Linked DNA regions of Homo sapiens: region 1 is linked to region 2. Evidence: read pairs that join two places in POLR2A ChIA-PET (ENCODE). Cell type or tissue: B cell. All regions are shown on one strand.

Region 1 (2,500 bases), 86 kb before region 2:
GCTTAGCTCCCACTTATAAGCCAGCACCATTTGTTCAAAAGATTGTCCTTTCCCCAGTGAGTATTCTTGGCATCTTTGCCAACAATCAGTTGTCTGTAAGTATGTGGATTAGTTTCTGGGTTCTCTATTCTGTTCCATTAGTCTTTGTGTCTATTTTTATGCCAGTACCATGCTGTTTTGGTTATTACAGTTTTTTAGTATATTTTGAGGCCTGATAGTGTGATACCTCCAGATTTGTTCTTTTTGCTCAGGATTGCTTTGGCTATTTGAGGTCTCTTGTAGTTTCATACAAATTTTAGGATTTTTTTTTCTATTTCTGTGAAGAATGTCATTGGTATTTTGATAGGGATTGCATTAAATATGTAGCTTGCTTTGGGTAGTATTATTATGTTAATAATATGAATTTTTCCAAATCTGCGAGCATGGGATGTCTTTCCATTTGTTTGTATCCTCTTCAATATCTTTCATCAGTGTTTTGTAGTTTTCCTTGTAGACATCTTTCACCTCCTTGGTTAAATTTATTCTTAGGTATTTTATTTTATTTTTTGGTAGCTACTGTAAATGGGATTGCTTTCTTGATTTCTTTTTCAGCTAAGTTTGTTGTACATGTATGGAAATAACTGCTGATTTGTGTATGTAATTTTTTTTTTTATCCTGCAACTTTACTGAATTTATCAGTTTTAAGAGTTCTTTGGTAGAGTCTTTAGGTTTTTATATATATGTGATCCTGTCATCTACAAACAGGGACAATTTGACTTCCTCCTTTTCCATTTGGATGCCTTTTATTTCAAGTTCTTGCCTAATTGCTCTGGGTAGGACTTCTAGTACTACGTTGAATAAGAGTAATGAGAGTGGACATTCTTTTTTTTTGACGGAGTCTCACACTGTCACCCAGGCTGGAGTACAGTGGCGTGATCTCCGCTTACTGCAACCTCCACGTCCCGGGTTCAAGTGATTCTCCTGCCTCAGCCTCCCGAGTAGCTGGGATTAGAGGCATGTGCCACCATGCCCGGCTAATTTTTTGTATTTTTAGTAGAGACAGGGTTTCACCATGTTGGCCAGGCTGGTCTCGAACTACCTCGTGATCTGCCTGCCTCGGCCTCCCAAAGTGCTGGGATTATAGGTGTGAGCCACTGCGCCTGGCCATTCTTGTCTTGTTCCAGTTCTCAGAGGAAAAGCTTTCAGCTTTTCTCCATTCAGTAAGATGTTAACTGTGGGTTTTTTTTTTTTTTTTTTTTTTTTTTTTTGAGACGGAGTCTCACTCTGTAGCCCAGGCTGGAGTGCAGTGGTGAGATTTGCACTCACTGCAACTTCTGCCTCTCGGGTCCCATATCAAGCAGTTCTCCTGCCTCAGCCTCTCGAGTAGCTGGGATTACAGGAACGCACCACCTTGCCCAGCTAATTTTTGTATTTTTGGTAGAGACGGGCTTTCACCGTGTTGGCCAGGCTGGTCTTGAACTTCTGACCTCATGATCCATCCACCTCAGCCTCCCAAAGTGCTGGAATTATAGGCGTGAGCCACTGCACCCAGCCTGCTGTGGGTATTTTTAATCTTTTTGAAAGTAGATTGTAGTCACTGTCTAATCTCTTGTATTTCTTGCAAAGCACTCATTACTAGTCTTTGAGTTCTTAATATTTGTTTTTTAAAATAATTTTAAAAAATTTTATACCCTTAGATCTGCATATTGTTTTTTATGTAGTAAAACTTTTTATTTGGCTTTAGATAACTTGGTTAACTTGGTTTCCTGTTTATTTACTTCCTTGAGTATAATTTTGCTGATGTTTTGGTTCTTATTGATAATTTTCTTTATTTGGAGCGGTTTTATAGTTTATGTAAATGTTTTAATGGATTTCAAAAGGAGTTAGTTTCTTACAGATACTTTAAAAGCAAATAAGTAAATAAAAGGAGTGGGTTCTTGGTGGTATTACTGGCATTACCATCAGAAGACCCTTCATATTTGAGAGGCCACATGGGGAGGTGCACCAAGGAGATAATCAGATAAAAGACACCAAATGGCCTGCAGTGTTACTAAAGATGCAAGCTGGGGCCAAGTCCTGTGGGGCCCTGCGGCAAAGTTAAAATGTGTCTTATCCTGAGAGCTGTATCAAATGGGGAGTATCGAGGAGTATTACAGGGAAATAGTATCATCTGATTTGGTTTTTAGAAAGATTATCTGAGTAAGGAGATTGGCTTTGGTAAGCTGGGCAGGGAGATCAAATGGGGGCTAGAATTGAAGTCTTTCAAATAACAATACCTGTTGAAGATGCTCTGAAGAGCCAAAGTCTTCCTGTGGAGCCACTTTGTTGCAACCTGTGCCTCTTGTGCCCATAGACCCACAGACTCAGGTCATGCCCTAAGCTTTAGGTAGGTAGATTCCCACCAGTGAGGACAATGTCCCTTGGGTTTGTGGGTCTTAAGGTACAGAAGAAACAGGGGTATATTTGGATAGGGCACAAACTTTGGCACCAAATACACCTGGGTTGATTCTGGGCTCTGCCA
Region 2 (2,500 bases):
AAAAAATTTATAAATCATATACATATATACATATAATCATATTCAAGGAACTCATATAGAAGAGATAACAAACTCTTACAACCCCTTAACCAAAAAACCCCAATTTTAAAATGGGCATGTTCACACAAAAACGTGTATATAAATGTTCATAGCAGCATTATTCATAACAGCCCAAAGTGAAAATAACCTACATGTCCAGTGACTAAAGAATGGATAAACAAAATGTGGTCTGTGCATACAATGGAATATTATGCAGTCATGAAAAGGAATAAAGTATTGACACAGGCTACAACATGGATGAACCTTGAAAATGTTATGCTAAGTCAGCCAGACACTAAAGATATATACTATAACATTCCATTTATATGAAATGCATGGATTGGGTAAATCCACAGAGACAGAAAGATAAGTGGTTGCCAGGGGCTGAGGGGGTTAGGGGAACAAAGAGGAGTGAATGCTATTTGCCACAGGGTTTCTTTTAGGGATGGATAAAAATTTTGTGAACTAAGAGAGTGGTGTTGGTTGCACAATCCTGACTACACTAAAACCACTGAATTATACACTGCCAATGGGTGAACTGTATATGATTTATATCTCAATAAAACTGTAATTTCAAAAAAAAAAAAAAAAGTCACTTCTCATCACCCACCTTCTACCCCGAAAGTCTAAAAGGCTAAGAAAACGAGAAAGCACACATTGATCCTTCATCTGCATCTCCATAAGCAGCTTTGAGGCAAAAGCAGAAACTGAACACAAGCTCAAGGAGGGTGGGTGAGCCAGTGAGCTCACCCTCAAACAATGGTTGGGAGACAGGGACAGAGGAAAGGGAAAGGCAAGAGTGTCGTGCAATTCATTCTCTGCAACTCGTTCATCAGCATTTCTCTCTCCTTTTATTTCCCTACTGGGTTACAAGTGAAAGTGAAAACAGGAGGGTCTTATCTCAGGGAAAGTAGTGGTGGTCCCTTTTCCGTCAAAGAAAGATGGGAAGAATACCTCCCACGTCACTGCAGGGGACAGTAGGAGTGGTGGCAACTCTTGAGTGGGGAGAAAAGCAAGCTGGGACAGCCCTGAGCTCTGGGTTGGGGAAGAGAGAGATGAGCTCTGGAAATGCATGGGCAGGGGGCCTGGAAATGAGAACCACTGACTTAAAACCAGCTGATTCCCTGGGTAGAGTCACAGATAACTAGAAAACAGGAAATGGAACTTGGTTCAAAGGCCCTTAGAATTAAAAAAAAAAAAAAAGTTGGAGGGGAAGTTTGCGAGCGATTCAATAAAATAAAAATAAGTGAGACAAAGAATGCATAATATGCAATAAGCATGACCTTAAAAAGCTAAATGCAAATCATTTGTTAAAAAACAAATCATGTTTTTAATATCTATTATACAAGGGAGTTCTGCTACTAAAAGATAACCTAACAGTCAATTATCTGTTAAGCACTGCCCTTGTAATGCAAATAACCACTCTGGAACCTCCTTAGGTCCGAGAACAGGCAACCTGCTCCCTCTGGCTCACCCTCGGGACATACCTCAGTTGGGACACACACCTCTGACTGGGGATTAACAATCCCCGGCCACTGGCCTCAAAGTTTTGGGGTGGGGGAGAGGGGGGTGACAGGGGTGTTAAAACCCACATCCCCAAACCGAGGGTGTTACTCTTCAGAAAGCAGCGGCTGGGCCCTACCCAAGGCAGTGATCTCTGTTCCTCAGCCCTGATCTCAGGGAGAGGCAGTGGCAGACCAGTGTCAAAGTCCCTCTCTCCCCCCAGCGATGGCCTCCATCCCAGGCTAACACCAAACCAGCCAGGGAATGGGTGGGGTAGGGTGGGGTGGGATGCTGTGGCCTGGTATTACAGAGGGGCAAAGGGGAGAGCAGAAGGCAGCTTCCTGGGGAGCTGGGCCCTGCCCCACCTCTCTGCCTTAGGCTTTGCTGATGACACACAACTAGGAGCTGAGTGTTCCCTGGGAGCTATGAGGACAAGGAGTCAGCTTCCTCATGTGCTTAAAAACAATTATTATTATTATTTTTTTTTGGAGATGAGGTCTCACTCTGTCGCCCAAGCTGCTCTCAAACTCCTGGCCTCAGGTGATCCTCCTACCTTGGCCTCCCAAAGCACTGGGATTACAGGCATGAGCCACAGCGCCTGGCCAAAAACAATTCTTTAAAAATATCAGGAAAAACTGAGAATCTGCTCCAGATTAAAGGAGACTTAAACAAACAACAAACTGACCACTGGACACAGCATGTGATCTGGGGGGTTTCTCTTACAAGAGAGGTTGTAACGATTGGTAAAATTTAAGTAAGCCTAGGTTAGCTGGTATAATAATGCTGTATCCACATTAACTTCCTGATTTTGATGGCTCCTTTGTGGTTATTGACATGATTTTAGAAAACCTACATTCAGGCCGGGTGCGGTGGCTCACGCCTGTAATCCCAGCAGCGGATCACGACATCAGGAGATCGAGACCATCCTGGCTAACAAGGTGAAACCCCGTCTCTACTG

Evidence for each region. ChIA-PET counts read pairs that join two places held together with the same protein. Peaks named below come from ENCODE experiments on the same cell type or tissue, not always from the same donor. Only the 100,000 strongest peaks of a DNase experiment are listed, where the experiment ranks them.
Region 1: POLR2A ChIA-PET joins it to region 2 with 5 read pairs; 5 of 35 experiments call an interaction of 5 or more read pairs at or near these places.

The regions. Positions count from the first base shown.
Region 1 is chr2:74,111,754-74,114,253 of GRCh38, reverse strand. It overlaps a transcript of TET3 not described here. Among named protein-coding and RNA genes, the nearest start is that of BOLA3, 35 kb to the left of the region's middle. In B cell, no CTCF peak of the experiment used is centred here; no DNase peak of the experiment used is centred here; H3K27me3 peaks cover 280 bases.
Region 2 is chr2:74,025,468-74,027,967 of GRCh38, reverse strand. All of the region lies in intron 3 of TET3 (tet methylcytosine dioxygenase 3), which reads right to left. Among named protein-coding and RNA genes, the nearest start is that of TET3, 42 kb to the right of the region's middle. RefSeq lists enhancers at 531-1,408, 1,409-2,286. In B cell, no CTCF peak of the experiment used is centred here; DNase peaks (open chromatin) are centred at 1,157 and 1,547; H3K4me3 peaks cover 374 bases; H3K27ac peaks cover 1,093 bases.